Regions from separate parts of the Homo sapiens genome. Here all the other regions are linked to region 3. The links are chromatin loops, found by intact Hi-C in ENCODE. Cell type or tissue: Caco-2. All regions are shown on one strand. Each heading gives the region's core, and the rest is flanking DNA. Links, peaks and the distances in the headings are about the cores only. Region 1 overlaps LOC105374911 (a long non-coding RNA gene). Region 2 holds the start of LOC105374910 (a long non-coding RNA gene). Region 3 overlaps LOC105374910 (a long non-coding RNA gene).

What was found. A loop is a pair of places that touch in the nucleus more often than their neighbours do. Peaks named below come from ENCODE experiments on the same cell type or tissue, not always from the same donor. Only the 100,000 strongest peaks of a DNase experiment are listed, where the experiment ranks them.
Region 1: a loop joins it to region 3, with 3 times the contacts of the local background. A loop is called at or near these places in 1 of 110 quality-filtered maps.
Region 2: it touches region 3 in a loop (2.8-fold over the local background); 1 of 110 quality-filtered maps calls a loop at or near these places.

Annotation. Positions count from the first base shown.
Region 1 is chr6:8,318,371-8,325,527 of GRCh38, reverse strand. It overlaps LOC105374911 (a long non-coding RNA gene), which reads right to left. Exons shown (of 5, transcript XR_007059438.1): 4 at 1,892-1,997. Among named protein-coding and RNA genes, the nearest start is that of SLC35B3, 110 kb to the left of the region's middle. In Caco-2, for the core only: no CTCF peak of the experiment used is centred there; no DNase peak of the experiment used is centred there.
Region 2 is chr6:8,154,454-8,161,610 of GRCh38, reverse strand. It overlaps LOC105374910 (a long non-coding RNA gene), which reads right to left and starts at 3,430. Exons shown (of 4, transcript XR_001743950.2): 1 at 3,351-3,430. In Caco-2, for the core only: no CTCF peak of the experiment used is centred there; a DNase peak (open chromatin) is centred at 3,670; H3K4me3 peaks cover 889 bases.
Region 3 is chr6:8,230,034-8,237,190 of GRCh38, reverse strand. All of the region lies in intron 2 of LOC105374910 (a long non-coding RNA gene), which reads right to left. Among named protein-coding and RNA genes, the nearest start is that of EEF1E1-BLOC1S5, 130 kb to the right of the region's middle. RefSeq lists an enhancer at 6,836-7,157. In Caco-2, for the core only: no CTCF peak of the experiment used is centred there; a DNase peak (open chromatin) is centred at 2,730.

The DNA of each region.
Region 1 (7,157 bases), core at 1,492-3,991, 89 kb before region 3:
GAATTGCTTGAAACCAGGAGGTGGAGGTTGCAGTGAGCTGAGATCACACCACTGCACTCCAGCCTGGGCAACAGAGCAAGACTCCGTCAAAAAAAAAAAAAAAAAGTGAATTGCTTTGTACAAACATGAAATTCATTTTTAATTTGCACTGTTCATGGAATGTGGTTGGAACTGTTGCTTGCTATAAATATTAGCACAAACAAAAACTTAACTTTGGTTATTTTATTTTTTAAAGGATCAAAACTTTTTTAATTTTGGAAAAATACAGTTTGCCTAAATTGAAACAGGCTGCATGTGAAATGTAGAAAATTGTAACACTTCAATTAAAAATAAAATTAAAATAAGGAAACAAAACTGCTTGATTGTGAAGAAGATTTATGTAGAAATAATCTCCAAACTATTTCTATAGGCAACATTTTTGGCCCTTATGGATCAAGGCATAGTTTTCACTAAAGAGAGATCTGAACATTTTGAGCAGAGCATAGCTATTTTCATTTTTAAAAATATAATTATCTAAGAATTCAAAAGTTGAAAGAAGAAAAACTGAAGATAAACTATATGGAACAAAAGACCTGGTGATGACCACCTTACTCATGGTGTAAGTAATGATATTAATAAGATGAAATTGAATAATTGATAATGATATCTTCAGCAACAATTTTATTATATCATTATACAACAATTCCATTACAATGTTTCAACATGCATAAAAAAGTCATGGATTCATTCCAAATCAAATATTGCTTTAAAATTTTTATTGACAATTCTGTTTGCTAAACATTCTGCAAAGCAAGATTTCTCCAGATTGAAACTAAGGGAAAATATATACAAAGTATAATGATTCAGGAAATGTTATCTCATTTGGCATTACTATGAATGGAACCAAATTATGAAAATCTTGATCATAAAAATGTAATTAATGATTGTGCTAAAATGAAATCAAGAAAAATAAATCAATGAAATATATAACAAAATTCATTGAATTATGTATTCATTGTATGTCATGTAAATATCAACCCATCAACAGAACACTCAGATGTATAATTATAAATAAATTTGTCAATATTTTACTGACTTTCCAATTTACAAAAGCTATAGTTTTAAACATATTTTTCAATTTTGTCATTATAAAGATATATTTGTCAAGGTAAAGGAATGGAACATATTTAAAAGTGTGTCAGCTTGATTGCTAACTTTTAGGTATTCATATATCATAGCAGCCTTGCCCCCAGCCTTGCAAATGTTTGGGGCAAGCTGGCCAGGCCCTGACCAAGTCTGAGAAACAATAGACCATGAGATTAGCGGCCACAGTTGTCATGGGTGGATACCATAGAATGACCAGGGATAGGGGCACACCAAACATCCCTCAGCAGATGCCAGCCAGAATGCCCCAAGAACCAATATGAGGCTAGGCCACCCCTTCCTCCAAAACCTGGCAGTCATGGGCACCTCTCCTCAGGAACTATATTCCCTCTGCACCATACTGGAAAGCAGCAGAGTGGAATCTAAAAGACTGGTAAAATATAATAAAATCCTAAATTAAACCTCAAAAAAAAGTTAAACGATTGAATCAGATGAAGGGTTTAACTGGATTGTACTGTGTTACCTGTCAGCACCATCATTACCAAGTGCTGATAAGGAAGGTCAGGTTGATGTCTGAAAAATAAGGGAATTAAAATTTCTTTGTATATCCAAATGATAGTGAGAGTAAATAAACCCCACTGCAAGAGTAAATGAAGGCAGGTGGCAGAGGGCGGACAACCACCAAGGGACATTGCTGCTGAAGGCAGGCCCAGTGTGGCAGGAGAAGGGCAGGACACAACCACAGGACTTTCTGTCTTCAGACCCTATTAGACAACTTCCCTTGTTGCAAGCACACAAAGACTTTTACCTTTGATCAGACATCTGTGTTGGCCTCTAACTGGATAGCCCTTGCACTTGACATGGGGGAATGATTTCCTACTTTCACCCCATCTTAGTTCAGATTCTCTTCATTCCTGTGTCCATTCACAAAGAAACAAAACATTAGCCAAAGCAGCTAATTGATTGAGCTCCTAATGTGTGTTTTGTTCTTTCCCCTGTTAATAGAAATTAAAGCTGCTAAGGCAGAAATAATTTGAAGCCAGGCACAGTGGCTCATGCCTGTAATCCCAGCTCTTTGGGAGGCTGAGGTGGGAGGATCACTTGAGGCCAGGAGTTGGAGACCAATCTGGGCAATATGGTAAGACCCTGTTTTAACAAAAAATTAAAAGTACAAAAATAGGGAAAAAAAATTAGCCAGGTGCAGTGGTGCACACCTGCAGTCCTAGCTACTCCTACTCAGGAAGCTGAGGCAGGAGGATCACTTGAACCCAGGAGTTCAAAGCTGGAGTGAGCTATGATTGCACTCCAGCCTGGGTGACAGAGAAAAACCTGCCATAAAGAGAGAGAAAAGGAAGGAAGGAAGGAAGGAAGGAAGGAAGGAAGGAAGGAAGGAAGGAAGAAAGGAAAGAAGGAAGGAAAGAAAGAAAGGAGGGAGGGAGGGAAATGAACAGAAGGCAGGGAAATACTGGGTAGAAGAGGGCTGTTCCCCTGCAAAGGCCCCACCCTCAAGCCTGAGAACCCGAGGCCCTAAATAAGAACAGGCATTCCTGTTTTCATGCCCAAATGTTGCCTTTTGGCCCGCCATGCCCCCACCTCCCATCCTGTGTCCATATAAACCCCTAAACCCCAGGATTCGTGAGGAAAAGAGCAGCAGAGTGGTACGACACAGAAGGAGAAAAGAGAGGAAGCATCTGAACATCCAGAGGAGTTCGGCTAGGGGTGGTCAGAGAAGAGATCGGCTGTGGGATGGCTGAACTCCAGGAGAAGATTATCTTCCCACTCCATCCCCTCTCCAGCTCCCTATCCTGCTGAGAGCCACCTACATCACTCAATAAAATCCCTACATTCTCCATCCTTCAAGCCCTTGTGACCTGATTCTTCCTGGACATTGGACTAGAATTTGGGACGCACTAGGTGCAGGAATCCAAAAAGGCTGTCACACTGACTCTTCACTGAACTGTTTAACACTCAAGCAATCCCCAGACGGCAGGGCTAAAAGAACATTGTAATACACCTAAACACTGCCATGGGACTGGAGCCCAAAAGCACTCGCCTTGGCTCCTGCACCTGCTCACCTGCATGCTTCCCCTCCTGTAAGGGTTTTGAGCACATGGTGTCCAAATAAATGAGCCAAACCCCTGTTGCACATTCTGTGAGGGGGGTCAGGGAACTCTCCTGTTTCAGAAGGAAGGAAGGAAGGAAGGAAGGAAGGAAGGAAGGAAGGAAGGAAGGAAATTAATAAAGTTTTATTGGAACCCAAATGTGAGGATGGGCCCAGGAAAACACACCAACAAAAGTGGGAGTATTCCAGAATCTGTTATAAGTTGGACAGGCTTTCATAGGAGAGTTTAGAAGGGAGGACTCCTCACTCTACAGTTGTCCATTTCCACTGGAGGGCATAATATAGAAACTGCAATCATTGGTTACAGATTGCTACACAGGTGCTAAAATGTCTACCTGTGTGACAATCAGTAAAACCTCATGACTCAGAAATAAATCTGCGTCCTTTGTTCTTTGTCAGTAGGTCTTACATTAATCAGTACGTCAACAATTTGTATCACTCAATATAAGATTCTTTACTCAGGAACTGGGTGTCATCATGAATCACAAGACTTCCCCAAGGTTGGTTAATCTGAAAGCCTGTTTGCTCTTCAAGTAAACTGACAAATGTGATTTGTAGGTTATCACCACTATATGTATACTTTCCTCTTCCAGGTGATCAATGTAGACTGGAACAGAGGACACTTCCCTAAATGTTCTGCAGTGCTGAAGCACCCTCTCCTAAATTTTTATGCAGCATGAGGGAGACCCACTAATGAATCTGTCTGTGGAGCAGGATTAACTGGAAATTAATTGCATTAAAGAAAGAAATACGGTGAGGTTTTTTTGCATCTTAGCATTTTGGACTTTTGGACTAAAATGTGTATCCGCTACTTATCATTCACATTACAGGAGACTCCTAAAGACTGAGAAGCGCTTAAGTCCAACAGTAGGGAGTGAGGTACAATTGGGTGAAGGCGGTGGGTGGAAAACTCTCTGAATCAAAGCACATAATTGGTCCTATTTGCTCCTAACTTAAAAAAAAAATCCATGCTGCAAAACAAATGCCTTTGCAATACAATCTCAAATAGAACGTTAGGACTAATTGGCTCATTCCAAGGGCTCCAGATATAATAAGCAAATGTGTTGACAGGATATTCCTCCCATCTTTTTTGTTGTTTCTTTTTTCCCTTTGCAGCCTGGAAATGTTTAGAAATCTAGTTGGCATAATAAACAAACAAACAACTAAAAGCAGCAGTCATCTTCATTTTTAGTACTGAAAATGTAAACCCTGAACTTTAAACACAAAAGAAATCAAAGTGAATAAAAACAGACTGTGGAGCCAGGCTGATTAATAAACAGCTCAGTACATAATGAAGAAGGAATTGCATGAATCAAATCCCCAAGACAGTCTAGTCTAGAGTGTATTCTTTCAATTATAAAATGAGCCCTTAAAACAACAACATATGTGATCATTAAAATGGTTTCTTATTATGAACACAGCATTCAAATGAATTTCAGCATTTGCTTTTTAAAAACTTAAAAGAACAATTCTAAATGGTGGTGCGGAAACAGCTTGCAACTTTGATGTAATAATAATGTTTATCTGGTTTTCTTTCAGACTTCTTTTAGAAAGAAATGTTTTAAGAAACCACGACTATACAGATTTGGGGAAGAAAATTTGGAAGAGCTAAGAAACCTGAGGACTACCATGTGCTAATAGTACATATTAAAATCCTAAAGTGTGGAGAATCCTAAGAGATCCTAATTAAGCCTTTGCAAATTACAATTTCTCTGGAAGAGGCAGAGAGCAAGAAACAATTGCTGGAATTTTTATGAAGGGCTTTAAAAAAAAGCTGTGTAAATAAATACAGGATTGTATCTGGAAAATGGCACAACGGAAGAAGAACCAGAATAGGAAAACGCTGTCAAGAAAATCAATTAAAGCTAAGAGATGTCAGTGGCAGAAAGGAAGATTGCATTTGCAATAAAGGGAATAGCTACATGAAAATAGAAAGAGAAAGAGGGAAATGATAGTTCAAGCAGTGAACTGAGTGTTTATGGTCCTCCAAAATTCACACATTGAAATCTTAACCTCCAAGATGATGGCATGAGGAGGTGGGGCCTTTGGGAGGTGGTTAGGTTATGTGGGTGAAGCCCTCATAATGAGATCAGTGCCCTTATAAAAGAGGCCCTAGAGGGCTAGCCACTCCCTTCCATGTGAAGACACAGAAAGAAGGCACCATCTATAAACCAGGAAGCCGGCCCTCACCAGACACCAAATCTGCCAGTGCCTTGATCTTGGACTTCCCAGCCCAACTATGAAAAACAAATTTCTGTTGTTTATAAGCCACCTAGTCTATGGCATTTTGTTATAGTAGTCCTAATGGACTAAGATAGTCCATTAATGTCTACAACAATAAGCTCTATTTTTTAATGGAATTATTCTTTTTGTTTTCCTTGAGCCTTTCTTAATTTTAATAGATTTTTCTAAAAATGCTGTTAGTATAAGTTGGAACCTACTAGTTAATATGGAGATATTAAATGAATGTCACTATTATTAAGGAAGAGAAACATCATCAGTTGCATCAATTAGTATAATAAAACAGGAGAGTTTTTAAAATGAACTATTACCACCTTCCTTGGTGCATCTATTATGATGTGGACCAGAATGCATAAATAGACCCTGTGCACCACTGCTACATCTGCTTAGCTTGCTTAGAAGTTCACTTCCTCCACAGTCCAAAAGAGGGACCAGGGTCTCATGCAGGAGTAGAGAAAATTCATGCTATCTCCATGTTCAGATTTCTAGAATGTAAGACTTTTGCTCGGCCAAACACTTAACTCTCACACTTGCCATCTATATCATGAAATATCAGCATTACAGCTTCATTGCTCAGCTTCAGGTTTTGAATAGGTTACCATGCAAACTCTTCATCTAACCTGTTATCAGTCAGTTGCACTTCAGTGTGAATGAACTTATCAAGTCCTTTGCTAACAGCAGGTTTTCAAGAGAGAGAAGACAGCCTGAGGACAATGGACAGCAACCAAATGGGACTAGAAAGACATCAGAAGTGACCAAACCAACAAAACTTCCATTCATTTTGTGAAGCAACTTCCACGACTCTCTAAATCTTTATCCTAGAAATAGTTTGCCAGGACAGAAACAGAAGCTAGCCACTCCCAAAGCTGTGGCTTCCTAATGTCAGCTAAACACATCTCAAGGTCTCTCCCAAGGATGAGTGTTGCAGGAAAGTCACTAGTGGACTAATATCAACCGAGGGCTTCCAAGACGCAGGCCCTGTGTGCAAGGCAGTGAGAGCAGGAGATGAAAAGACAGGGTCATCCACCTCAAAGAGCTTAACACCCACTACAGAAAAATGGTAAATTAAACTAACTTCAAAATAGAAGCAGAGTGGGAATGCAAAAGAAATATGTCCTGATAATTCTTGTGGGATTGTAGTATTATAGAATTCAATAGGTGTGACATAGAAAAATAAATAGGGTCGAGCTATTTATTCTCAATAATCCACTCTTTGGCAAGAAAGTATACCACTTGCTTCGAGATTCCAAGAGGCACCAGAGGTAAAACTTAATTATAAAATCAAGAACTATCCTAATGAGAAAGAGAAGATATATGTGTGTATGGAGGGAGAGGGGGTGGCAGTGGGTGAGACCATTTAAGGAAACCAGTATCTTGACAGGGAGCTTCCCTGTGAGCTCAAAATCTGTAGGCAGTTCAGAGAAAAAGAAACACAAATGACTTTTAAACATGAGAAAAAAATGTTTAAGTGATATTCACAGATCACGTAAAATACACGTGGAAACAATACCACCACCAGTGATCTGGCTGTCAAAAGTCATAAAGTGTGATACAATACATTGGGTGGGGGGCTAGGACATGGGAATATTTGGCATATTCATTACAATATTGGCAGGCATATAAACTGGAATACTCTTTATGGAAGGCAATTTGACACTCTCAAGATATAGAATACTTTCATCACCACAAGGATCCCTCGTGTTAGCCTTTT
Region 2 (7,157 bases), core at 2,499-4,998, 76 kb after region 3:
CTGCTTTCAATATTCCAAACATTTTAAGGCCCTTCATTTTCTGTAAAAAGCAAATGAATTTAATTGTGCTACTTTCTAGCATTGACAGCTTTGGGGCTTTGTGTAACAGAAATCAAAGCAATTAGTTATTTCATTAATTTGATGGTGGAAAATTTATCAAAAATATCACCTGTCTTTGTGTACACTAGTGAATTGACTGAAGTTTTTTCTCTTTTAATTTGTTTAGGGTCATATAAATGACACATCAAACATAACTAAATAATCCAGCTTCCTGAAAATGCATCTCTATAAATCCTCTAAAATTTGTTTAGTTTTTAAAAAATCTTTAGCACTTTAAAAAAGCTAATTAGCCAGGCACAGTGGCTTAAACTTGTAATCCCAGCACTTTAGAAGGCCAAGGCAGGTGTGTCACTTGAGCTCAGGAATTCAAGACCAGTCTGGGCAACATGGCAAAACCCTATCTCTACAAAAAATTACAAAAATTAGTCGTGCATGGTGGCATGAGGCTGTAGCCCCAGCTACCTGGGAGGCTGAGGTGAGAGGATTGCTTGAGCCCAGGAGGCGGAGGTTGCAGTGAGCCAAGATCATGCCACTGCACTCCAGCCTGGGCAACAGAGCCAGACTTCATCTCAAAAACAAACAAACAAACAAACAAATAATCAAAAAGTGAACTCCTTACTAAGGACAATGCAAAGAATAAGCTAAGTTATGTGTAAGGTCAATGATGCCTCATGCTTGCACACTGCCTTAATATATTTTCTCTTTGCCATGCAAAGAGTCTGTGTCTTGGGAAACAGAAACTAAACCTAATGCATTGTTACTCTGGCTGCCACTTTGTTCAGGATTTAGAGACAGCCCATTGATAGACAATCACACAACTGTGAGGTTTTTCACAGATATATTATGATTTATGTATCCTGCATAAGGGAAGAATGTTACATTCTGATGATGAAGACACTACCTGCCTGAAATCTAACCCTGTCTTGTTCTCTAACCTGTAACAAAACCTTGCACCTGTCTTTTGAAATTCAGGGCACAATATTTTCTCCATTGTATAAGAATATTTTGAAAGCTGATTTTTTAAAATATAGAGCATTTTGAAAGAAAGTGATCTTTATACTGATAAACCTCTGAGACATTTAATGGCCAATATCAGTTTATCAATTCTGCTCTCCATGACGTTAAAATGCACCCTAACCTCTTCTTCATTGATATAAGCGTTTTCTACTAAACAAATTTGATGACAATGTAGCAGGTTACCCAACATGACAGACCACAGGATTAAACTACACACCTATCAGCAAAATTTTAAAACAAAAAAAATAAAAACTAGAAGCTGACTAAAATAACTAAATTGAAAATTCACTAGAGAAGTTCAAAAGCAGACCTGACCAGGCATAATAAAGAATCACCAAGCTTGAAGACAAATCACTTGAAATTGCTGAGTCTGAGAAACAGAAAGAAAAAAGAATGAAGAAAGGGAACAGAGCCAAAAGGACTTATGGGACACCATCAAGAGGACGAGTATGAAAGTTCAGAAGGAGAAAAGAGAGAGAGAAAAGCAGAAATCATTTGGAGAAGCGATGGCTAGAAACTTCCCAAATTTGAGAAAAGACATGTAGTTACAAAGAATCTCTGCAAATTCCAAGTAGGATAAACCCAAAAAGACCCACACTCAGATACATTATAATCAAACTTTAGATACTAAAGAGAAAGAGACAGTCTTGAAAGCAGCAAAAGAAAAGTGATTGATCACATATAAGAGGCCCTCAATAAAATTATTGGTGGATTTCTCAAGAGTAACCTTGCAAGCCAGAAGGTAGTGGTGCAATATATTTAAAGTGCCGGGGGGGGGAATCATCAACTAAAAATTCTATATTTGGCAAAGCTGTCCTCCAAAAGTGAGGGAAAAACCAAGACATGTTAAGATAAACAAAAAGCTGAGGTCATTCATTACCACTAGACCTGCCCTACAAGAAATGCCAAAGGGAATCCTTCAAATTGAAATGAAAGGATGCTAGACAGTAAATCAAAGCCATCTGAAAATATAAAATTCTCCGGTAAAAGTAAATACATGAAGTAAATACATATAAGAAACAGTATGATTTTAATTTTGGCTGTAATTTCACTTTTTATTTTCTATAGGATTTAGAAACAAATTCATAAAAATAATTGTAAATGATAATGGGTACATAATACATAAAGATGTAATTGATGACATTGATAAGATAAAGTTGATGAACTGAACTATAAGAGAATAGAGATTTTATATACAATTGAAGTTAAGTTGGTTTTAATTTAAAATACATTGTTATAACTTTAGAATGTTACAAGTAGTCTTCATGGTAACCACACATAAAATATCTATAGAATATACACAAAAGAGGCAGGGTATGATGGCTTATGCCTGTAATCCCAGCACTTTGGGAGGCTGAGACGGGTGGATTATGAGGTGAGGAGTTCAAGACCAGCCTAGCCAAGATGTTGAAACCCTGTCTCTACTAAAAATATAAAAATTAGCCGGGCATGGTGGCAGGTGCATGTAATCCCAGCTACTCAGGAGACTGAGGCAGGAGAATCGCTTGAATCCAGGCAGCAGAGGTTGCGAGCTGAGATCACACCACTGCACTCCAGCCTGTGCTACAGAGTGAGACTCCATTTCAAAAATAAATAAATAAATAAAATAAAAAAAAATTTAAAAACAATATACACAAAAGAAAATGAGAAGGGAATGAAAATGAGTCATTACAAAAAACACTAAGGAAGGCAGGAAATGAGGGGGAAAAAAGCTATTAGACATGCGGAAAACAATTACTAAAGTGGCAAATGTAAGTCCTTTCATGTGAGTAATTACTTTAAATGTAAATGGATTAAAATCCTCAATCAAAAGACATAAATTAACAGAATGGAGTAAATAAAAAAAAAAAAAACAGGACTCAACTATCAACTCCCTATAGGAGACTCACTTTAGATCTAAAGACATGTACAGGTTAAAAGTAAAAAGATGAAAAAGACATTCCATACAAATAGTAACCAAGAAAGATCAGGAGTGGCTATACTGGGATCAGAACAATATTGACTTTTAGTCAAACACTGTTACAAGAGACAATGAAGGACATCATATAATGATAAAGAGTGATTTCACCAAAATACATAACTATTATAAACATGTATGCACCAAACATCAGAACTCCAAAATATATGAATGAAATATTGGCAGCTTAAAGGAAGAAATAGATCTACAATAACAGTAGGAGACTTTGCTACCCTACTTTCAATAATAAATACACCAGTCAGATAGAAAATCAGTAAGGAAATACAAACATTTAAAGGCGCTGAAAATATTTTACCTCAAAATATGCCGTTTGTATTTTGAGAAGGCTATACACAGGGACTGCAAACACAAGAACAGCCTGCAAAGCTGTCTACTGAGGGGAAAGGTTACATCTGTAGAGGAAATAAAATGAAGTAAATAACAGATGCAAATAAGCTTTCTCTGAGACACTCCCCCCTTATCCAGATCTAGAAAAGATTAACTGAGAGTTTTAAACCTTTAAAGGTATTTGCTAACTGATAAGCAAATACCAAGGCTACCATTCATTCTTTCTGAGTGCTGATCCCTGTGACGTTTCATCTCCTTAATAAGATTACCTTTGCCCCATGCCTTTCGTCCTCTTTTCTCCCTCCCATAACCTGGCTTGGCACCATAACCTGTTTTGCCATCTTCCTCCAAGCCCCCATTCTTTCCGTAACCTCAAGAAGGTTTAAAAGCATCAACCATCTGGTCATTTCTTTGAGGTTTTCCTATTTTGTATGACTTCCATGCCCAAATGCACATTAATATATTTGTATGCTTTTTTCTGTTACTCTATTATCAGTTTGTTTTAAAGGCTCAAGTTAACCCTTCATAGGAAAATTTTAAACTTCCCTTAACTTGAATAACACTATGCACCAACTAGACCTAAAATATACAGAGCACTCCACCCCACACAGCAAAATACACATTTTTCTCAGGTGCACATGGGGAATTCTTCAGGATACACCATGGGCTAGAGCATAAATATGTCTTAATAAATTATAAAAGATTGAAATCAAACAAACTATCTTTTCCAATACAATACGATGACACTACAAATCAACAGCAGAAGGAAAACTGAAAAATTCACAAATCTGTGGAAATTAAACAACATACTCTTAAACAAGCAATGAGTCAAAGAATAAATCACAAGTGAAATTAGAAAATATCTTGAAATAAATAAAAATGAAAACACAACATATCAAAATTGATGAGCTAGGGCAAAAGCAATAATAAGAGGGAAGTTATAGCTATAAATGCTTACACTAAAAAAGAAGATCTCAAATCAACAATCTCATTAAACCCAAAGCCTACATTACCAAGTAAATAATAAAGATTAGAGCAGAGATAAATAAAATAGGGGACAGAAAAACAATAGAGATAATCAACAAAACCAAGAGTTTGTTCTTTGAAAAGATCAACAAAATTGACAAAGATTTAGCTATATTGGCTAAAAGTAAGAGAGAAGTATCAAATAACTAAAATAAGAAACAGAAAAGGAGACATTAATTCAATTTTACAGAAATAAAAAGAATTATAAGTGTACTATAAATAATTGTATACCAACAAACTGGAAAACCTAGATGAAGTGGAAAAATTTCTAGAAACACAGTCCCTCTCCCCGACTACAAATCTCATTGCACTGGTCCCGATACTTATTGTGATGGTCCTGAATGAAGTGTTTTTTACCAGGCTTTAGCAAGTATCATTAAATATTTTTTTATTTAACAAGGCAAAAAACATATACACTAAAAATATAAAACGTTGATGAAAAATAAAAGAAAGTATAAATAAGTGAAAAGACAACCTATATTATGGAAGTCATATTTTAAGATGTCTATACTATTCAAAGCAACTTATAAATTTAATACAATCTCTGTCAAAATCCCAATGATGTTTTATGCAAAAACAGAAATTTGCGTTTTAAAATTCATATGGAATCTCAAGAAAGCTTGAATGACAGTCAAAGCAGTCTTTAAAAGGAAGAACAAAATTGGAAGTCTCACACTTCCTGATTTCAAAGCCTACTACAAAGTTACAAAAATCCTAACAGTGTGGTACTGGAGTAAAGACAGATATATAGACCAATAGAACAGAACAAAGAGCCCAGAAAAATAACTCCCACATACATGGTTTAGTTATGTTTAACAAGGGTGCCAAGTCCATTTAATGGGGAAAAGACAATCTTTTCAACAAATAGTGCCAGGAAAACAGATATCCAGATGTAAAGAATGAAATTGGATGTTTACTTTATACTATCTCCAAAAATTAACTCAAAATAAATTAAATACCTAAACATGACAGCTAAAATAATCAATATTTACAGAGCATTCTGCAAAGAAAAGACAAAAGTTTTAGAGAATGTGACTATAAAGAAGTCATATGTGGGAGTTTGAGGGTTTATAAAGCAGTTTTCATATGATTGTGGTGATGGTTATATGAATGTATACATGTGTTAAAATATATAGAACTATATACACCAAAAAACAAGTCAATAAAATTTTTTTTCAGTAACATAGATCCCCATGTTTCATCTATGTCCATCTTATCCATTTTCTCCTAGTCATAGAATCCATATCTAAGCCCTCTCCATTGGCCACTGGAGTGATACTTGCACTTTTCCAGGATAAGAGAATAGCTAATAACCAACTTCACATGTTAGGCAAACACTCAACAACATCTTTAAGCAACTGAAGAAAGTTAATGTGCATTACATGTGTGAAAAGGCATTCCACTTTTGGTCTCTCCTAGCTCTATCATTGATCTCCCCTTAGCTTCAGGAGAAGTATGAAGCCAGTAAATATTAACCACCAAACATAGGCCAGAAGCTCCATGTACCAGACTATGTCTCTTGTCAGCTCCTTCTGAGAAATAATCAGACCTACATTTAATATACTTGTAACAATAGCAAAGTGCCTCCGGGATATGATGTGAAAAGTATAAGTCAGAAATCATTTTTGCTTTATTTATTATGCTGTCATTTACTATCATGTGGTAAAGGCCAAAGAATCTAATTCCCTTTGCTACTGCGATTATAGCAGCTTGCCTTTTTTATGCAGATTTCATGTTTAAACAATGCTTACCTGGGCTCTCCTTGTAACCCAATGTTGCTGATCTGGTCTTCCCACTGTCAATACAATCTGAGTTCTCACATGGGGAAAAGTGAATTCAACCCAAGTCACCTTGCTTTTACCTTGTCATCTTTTTTGGGTGTCTTCCTAAGATAAAATTGGAATATAGAATATATCTTATATGAATATGTTTGCCTCTATGTCTTTCACTATATGTATTTTAAACATACTTATGTTATTTAGATGTTGACAATGCGATACCAGGCCATACAGACTCAAGAGAAAAAAATCAATAATAGTGATCCTGTATTTAAAATGCTCATATTCTCTTCATCATAATTTTTTGCATAAATTTTAATTTTTTAAAATATTGTCCTGAAATATTCTCTTAATTACCGAGGTTTTTGGCAGCTCCTTAAATTTTGCAGCTGAGGCAAGTGCCTTACTCCTCTCACCCTAGCCCTGGATGACAGTACCAAAAATTTAAATGAAAAGTAATGGAATTTCCTTAAGAAACAATTCAGAAGACTGAGAAATATGCCTTATTGATTTGGCCATTCAGAATTGGGTTTTACCAACTGTATTAGGTTCCTAGGGTCACTGTAAGAAAATACCACAAATTGGGTGGCTTAAAACAACAAAGCTTATTGTTTCACAGCTCTGGAAGGGTCTGAGATCAAGGTGTCAGCAAGGCCATGCTGTCTCTGAGGGCTCTAGGGAAGACTTCTTGTCTCTTTCCAGCTTGTATTGGTGGCTGTCAATCTCTGGAGCTCCCTGACTTGCAGTTGTATCCTTCCACTCTCTGCCTCTTCTGCCTCTGTCACATCATCTTGTTTTTTGTTTTTGTTTTTGGTTTTTTTCTGGAGACAGAGTCTCACTCTATCCCCCAGGCTGGAGTGACGTGACACGATCTTGGCTAACTGCAACTTCCACCTCCTGGGTTCAAGTGATTCTCCTGTCTTGGTCCCCCGAGTAGCCAGGACTACAGGTGCACACCACCACACCCGGCT
Region 3 (7,157 bases), core at 1,775-4,274:
CTGTTCTGCACCAGGTCCTTGCTGACTCACAGATCCTGCTTTTTGTTCAGTCTTGGCCATGACTTCCAAAACTCACAGGCCACAGAGGGCAGGAAGGGGAAACATGAGTTTCCTTCAGAGTGGCCTCCTGCAATCATAAGGACCATCTTGGATGGTGTTTCTAGGCTTGTGTGGACAGTAGACCGGAACCTGTCCAGAAACTGGCTGGCTGGTCTACAAGGAGGCAAGCACAAAGTCAAGAGTAAGAATTAATTTTTTTATTATTATTATTCTTTTTTTCAGACAGAGTCTCACTCTGTCGCCCAGGTTGCAGTACAGGGGTGCAATCTCGGCTCACTTCAACCTCCACCTCCTGGGTTCAAACAGTTCTTCTGCTTCAGCCACCCGAGTAGCTGGGACTACAGGCATGCGCCACCACACCCAGCTAATTTTTGTATTTTTATCAGAGACGGGGGTTTCACTGTGTTGGCCAGGCTGGTCTCGACCTCATGACCTCAAATGATCCACCAGCCTCAGCCTCCCAAAGTGCTGGGATTACAGGCTTGAGCCACCGCACCTGACCAAGAATAAGAATTTGGAAATTTTCACCACCATTGGATAGAGTCACTATATGCCTGTTGAATCTAATCAAAAAAAAAAGAGATCCTATGTATTGTATGTCTCTTTCTATGAAACTCTTCCAGTAATTTTTATAATATATTATATTTTATCAAAGTATGGGCCCACAATGGATTGGATCTTTTTTTTTTTAAAGTTTTTTTAAACGCTGGCCCTGGAAAAGGACTGTCTTGAGCTGAGGTTATTGTATTCAACTTGCAATGGTCCTAGTAAAATTACGATGAACCAGGTCTCTATACAGAAAACTCTTTAAAGTAGAGAGGCAGGAGCCCACTGAGGGTCCCAGGGGGAATCTCCTGCCCGAAATCTGTTTGCCTTAAATGTCACGATGCCTGCAATTTTTTTTCTTTGAGCTAAGCATTTCTTCTCTGAGTTCTTTTATTTATTTATTTATTTATTTATTTATTTATTTATTTATTTATTTTTTGAGACAGAGTCTCACTCTGTCGCCCAGGCTGGAGTGCAGTGGCGTGATCTCAGCTCACTGCAACCTCTACCTCCCGGGTTCAAGCAATTCTCCTGCCTCAGCCTCCCAAGTTCTTGAAAGGCAAATCAATGTAGATACATTGATATCTGTGTGGGTTCGCCATTAGACTGATTTTCACTGAGTGTAGAAGGCAGACATTGACCACTGTTGCAAGAGGAAAAAAAGCAAATAACAATAATAATAAATAAAATAATTTGGGTTAAGTGTAGGGTTTGGTGGAGAATCCAAGAATCTTCGTTCTGACAGGGGTCCTTATGCCTCCACACAGCTTTTACTTCTCTATCTATCTCTGCTGCCTTCCACGAGGTTGCATCTCCCCACATTCCTCCCCGGGGAGTGGTCCTGACTTCTCCAGAATCTTTCTTACCCTGCTCCAGCCAAGAAAGAACCAGAAGTTCCTTCAGAGGAGGACAGCTAGAGTTTGCCCTTCCTTGGACTTTGTCCTTAGATCCATTCTCCACATTCCCCCTGCTCTGTCTGTACCTCAGGGATGGTGGTTTCCAGAATGCTTGTCCTCTTGGCTTCCACTTAGATTTGTTCAATGGGAGGTGCTCACAGAAGACTGGAGCACAAGACAAAGGGGGAACCAAAGATTCTCTCCTTCTCACTCTACTTTGATGGACACCTCCAGCAGTAGCTACATCTGTCTAGGATTCCAGCTTCTACCAAGCAGTTCCCATTGTGGTTCCAGAACCATCCAATGGAGCCAGCTTCTGGGATCTGGTAACACCATCTTTCCCTGTGTCTCTTCAGCCCTTCCTCACATTGCAAGTCTCTGAGCGCCCCCATAGTCCTGTCTGCCTCCTCAGTTCTTCTAATACCTATGTTATCAATACACTAAATTAAACTCTCTCTGTTTGAAATGCCCAAATTGATAGTTATTCTCTTGACTTGATATTCTTATGGGTAAGAGACCTAGTTGTATGGGCAACTATGTAACTAATATCTAGGCACACAGCTTGGGCAAAGAGATTTCTGACAGAGAATAGAATATGTGCATGTCAATCATGACTACAAGTTTATCACTGGACTGGAAGCTCCTTGGGCATCAGAATCCTGCCTTGTTTATCCTTGTATCCCCAACACATAATTGGTGCATATTGGAAGTTATTTGAAAATTTTGACTTTTTAAAAAGCAGAAAAATGAATGTTTTATTTGAATACTTTTAAATAAAGAAAAAAAATGTGTTCATTCTGTACTGTGCAGAAGTAAGACTACAGTCCTTCATTTAATCTTTTTAAACCACAGAAATCCCTGGACACTGGTTTTTAGACCAATCATTAGCCTAATATTTTGGTGATATAATGAGCCCAAAGGAACATAATTTTCCAATTAAAAAAAACTCAATCAGATTTGCCTTCAAAAAGGAAGAAATTGTTTCAGTAGAATTCCTTGCTGAAACCCAGATTCAGCTAGTCAGTTTCTACCTGGGCAAAGTGTACTTACTTGTAAGAGGTAAATTATCACATCGTAAAACTGTCTGGTGGGGTTCTAACTGTTTGAGGTGTTAAATACCTATGTCACCTTCAAAGAAAACTACTTTTGACATTTACTTCTTAGAAGAAAGGCAGGAGCTAAGGTAGGCGGGACTGGCCTCAGGCAAAATTGGGAAGTCTGGTAGATTGTTCAGTTACCTGCCTCCCTTCTTAACCCCACTCATCCCCTTTCACCTCGCTCTCTCTAGCGCGCGCTCTCTTTCTCTCTCTGCTGCTGGTGCTGCTGCGTCTCTCCTCACCTCCTTTAGAGTCTTCATCTACACTGAGCTCCAAGTAACTGATAATAGCTTAGAAATGGCCGTGTCTGGAATACGTACATTTATACAGTAAACAATTAGATCGGTGTTCCTCAAATTTTAGCAACCATTAGAATCACCTGGAAGACTATTAAAATACAGATTGTAAGGCACCACCCTAGATCCCCTTTAGGCAGTCTGGGTGGGGCACCAGGATTTGCATTTTTTTAACAAATTCCCACATGATGTTGCTGCCACTGTATGGGGACCACCCTTGAGAACCACTGAATTTGTGGTGATACCTACCAGGTTGGCTGAGGCAGGTTCAAGTCCTTCTGAATATGGGGCTGCCTGTTTCCACATTTCCCAAACAAGGACAAGCATCAGAATTTAAAGAATAAACCAACAAATAACCAAACTTTTTTTTTTTTTTTTTTTGAGACAGAGTCTCACTCTTGTCACCCAGGCTGGAGTGCAGTCGCATGATCTCAGCTCACTGCAACCTCCGCCTGCTGAGTTCAGGCAATTCTCCTGTCTCAGCCTCCTGAGTAGCTGGGATTACAGGTGCTCACTACCACACCCGGCTAATTTTTATATTTTTAGTAGAGACGGGATTTCACCATATTGGTCAGTCTAGTCTCGAACTCCTGACCTCAGGTGATCCACCCACCTTGGCCTCTCAAAGTGCTGGGATTACAGGCGTGAGCCACCACACCCAGCCCCAAACATTTTTTAAAAATACAAATTCCCCTGGCTGTACCTCCAAGATTCTAATTTGGTAGGCCCATGGTGGCACCTAGAAATTTTTTTAAAGCACCTGATCTGATGCTGAGGCTCAGGCCTTTGCGAACTCTCTGTTGAGAGGCCAGTGTGCAGGGAAAGACCATTACCTCTTACATCAGGCAAACCAGAGTTCCACCCCAGCCCCATTGCTCACCACCAGTGGAACTCTAGATAAATTACTGAAACTCCATAAGCCTCCATGTGTTCACTCACAAAATGGAATCTTTAGTAGCCTTAAAACGACCTCATTTTGTCAGCTCCCACCCTGCCTATCGAGAGGGCAACCTCTAACTCTGGATTCCATAAGGGAGAAAGAAAGAAAGACACTATGCTTGTCAATGACATTTTTAATTTGGGGCTCTCAACAAAATTTCAAGGTAGGGGGACAAATCTTCCTAATCTTTTTTAGTTGCAAAATAAACATTCTGCTCATCAGTTGCTTCTTTGCAAAGTGGTGGCTGCTTGGACAATTAGCATAACCCATCTCATTGTAGATTCCTTAAGTAGAGTAGCAGCATGTTTGTAGATGACTTTCAACAACAGGCTCTGATCCTGTCATTTTTCCCGCAACTCCTAGCTATATGATTTAATTGGGGAAAAATCTACCATCAAAAAATCTTAGAAAAAGGAATGTCAGATTAATTAATAAATTTTGCAGCCCCTCTTGCCACAAGAAAATGACGTGACTTAGCAGTTTCCTTAATTTATTCAATAGTTTTCAGAGGTGCTACATACTAGGGCTATATAGGTGAAGACCAACTCCTCAAAGGGCCCATGCCAATGAGTGTAATGGTCATGTAAGCAAATCCCTCAAATAAAATGTTGTGGGTTCCTGAAAAGAAGCATGTCAAGGGTACAGTGTCTCCTTAGGGAGAAAGTATGCTATAGCCTATAGAACATGAGGCTAAGCGTGTTTCAAAAAATCACTGGCAGATTGGGCGCAGCGGCTCAGGCCTGTGATCCCAGCATTTTGGGAGGCCAAGGTGGGTGGGTTGCTTGAGCCCAGGAATTTGAGACAGACTGGGAAACATGGCAAAACCCCATCTTTACAAAAAATTAGCCAAACATCATGGCATGTACCTGTGGTCCCAGCTACTCAGGAGGCTGAGGTAGGAAAATCGCTTGAACCTGGGAGGTTGAGGCTGCAGTGAGCTGTGATTGCACCACTGCATTCAGCCTGGGCAACAGAGTGAGACCCTGTCTCAAAAAAAAAAAAAAAAAAATCACTGGCAGCTCTCTAAAGGATAGAGGGAATGATTCATGCCTAGATGCAAGAAAAGCAGTTAAGTAAGTGGTTTCTGAACTTCAGCATGCATAAAAATCACTTGCAAAGCTTGATTTTAAAATACACATTCCTGGGAGCCACCCCAGATTCAGAGCCTGAAAAAGAATCCAAGAATGTGCATTTCCATGAAGTGCCAGGTGACGCTGATGCTACTGTCCTTGAGTCACACTTAGTCCAAGCCGGAGTTGGAAGCGTGTTGAGACGGCACGGGCAAATGTGTTGAGGTGGCTTGCAATCTAGTGATGAGGGCCTGGAAGGCAGGTCTACTTGTTGGAAAATGGATCATTCACAATACATTCATTTGGAGAAACAATGAAGCACACTTTGCTAGGGGCAACACCAAGATTGGAGGCAAGAAGACTCTAGAAATGTTATTTCTAGAGAAATACTAGATATTACTAGAGAAATGTGGGCTTTACACTCGCAGAACTGAGTTCAAATTTCAGCATTGCCACTTACTGACTGGGTGATTTTAAGCAAGTTACTCAATCTCTCAGACAATTTCTTCATCTATGATATGAGCAAAACAATATCAAACTCCAGAGATTTTTAAATATTAAAGGAGATGACATACATATAAGAGAATCTGACACTGAAGCCAACATTCAGTGGGCCCATGAATGGTAGTAGTAAGTGCATGGCCTCTGCTCTCTCACCTCACAGAGCCTAAAAGTTAAGGCTATTTTTAAAAGTTAATTTTATACAAGGATGATTTGAAGAAATTCTATATTCATGGTTAAAATAATGTTCAATGGAAGAAGTTTGTTTTTTTTGTTTTTTTGTTTTTTTTTTTGTGAGACAGGGTCTTGCTCTGTCACCCAGACTGGAGCGCAATGGCGTGATCTCAGCTCACTGCAACCTCCACCTCCCAGGTTCAGGCAATTCTCCTGTCTCAAACTCCCAAGTAGCTGGGATTGCAGGCGCATGCCACCATGCCTGGCTAATTTTTGTATTTTTAGTAGAGGCGGGTTTCACCATGTTGGCCAGGTTGGGCTTGAACTCCTGACCTCAGGTGATCCACCTGCCTCGGCCTCCCAAAGTGTTGGGATTACAGGCTTGAGCCACCGCACCTGGCCAGGAATAACAGCTTGTTAACAGTCGCCACCTCCTAAGGATATTTGAAGTTTAAATGAAATAATACATCTAAAGACCCCAACATGTGATTTTTTTTTTTTTTTTTTTGAGACAAGGTCGTGCTCTGTCACTCAGGCAGGAGTGTGCAGTGCCGTGGTCAGCGCTCACTGCAACCTCAAACTCTTGGGCTCAAGTGATGCACCTGCCACAGCTTCCCAAGTAGCTAGTACTGTAGCCACACACCACCATGCCTGGCTATTTTTTTTAATAGAGTCAAGGATCTAACTATGTTGCCCAGGCTGGCCTTGAACCCATGGCCTCAAGCAATCCTCCTGCCTCAGCCTCCCAAAATGCTGGGATTCCGGGCGCAAACCACTGGGCCCAGCCTGTATTTATTATTTCATAGAAACTCAGCAAATGCTGATTTATTTCTCCCTTCCTCCTGTTAATTCTAATGGAGGAGATTTCTAGGAAAGTCTCATGAAGTAGATGTGGTTTGAGCAGAACTCCAATTCTCCTAAGCCAGGGCTTGCTTTAGTGGGTTTTCCCCAGTGTTTTGAAGGGATAATATTCTATCAGATTGCCAGACCACTGCAACAACACTCCCCAGTGCTCCTAGACCCTGTTATGTTCAGCAGCACACAGATTGCAAAGCATTGTTATTGTCCTGCTAATAGATGTACCCTACCACCGAATCGCTCCTGTCTCTGTGTGATGAAAGGCAAGGAGAAAACCTGCTGAAGTGTAACATTTAGGATCAGAAACTTGAAAGTGCTTTTTAAAATTCTATCAGAAAGATCATGAAAGCCACTTTGGTCAAACTCACTGTGCATGTAAAGGGCTTTTTGAACTTTTTACCTTTTGGTGATGCTTTTGATCCGCAACGCACATGATCTCATTAAAAACATATTATTTAGCTTAAACTTGGAACACTTACCATTTTTTCCAGTAGCCTGGGGCTTGGGGCAGAACAATGCAGTTCATGGCAACATGACATAAAGTATCTGCCAGGATATTGCTGCAAAGGTATGCCGGGGAGGAGTGGACCCTCTGCTCAGACACTTCAGAGAGCTTTGCAAGGTGAGGTCAGCACTCGCCTGCCAATGAAGTGAATCCTAATTACTCAGGAATGCTCAGCCTGGGCTGGCTGACACTCAAAGCAATCAATCTTAGTGGA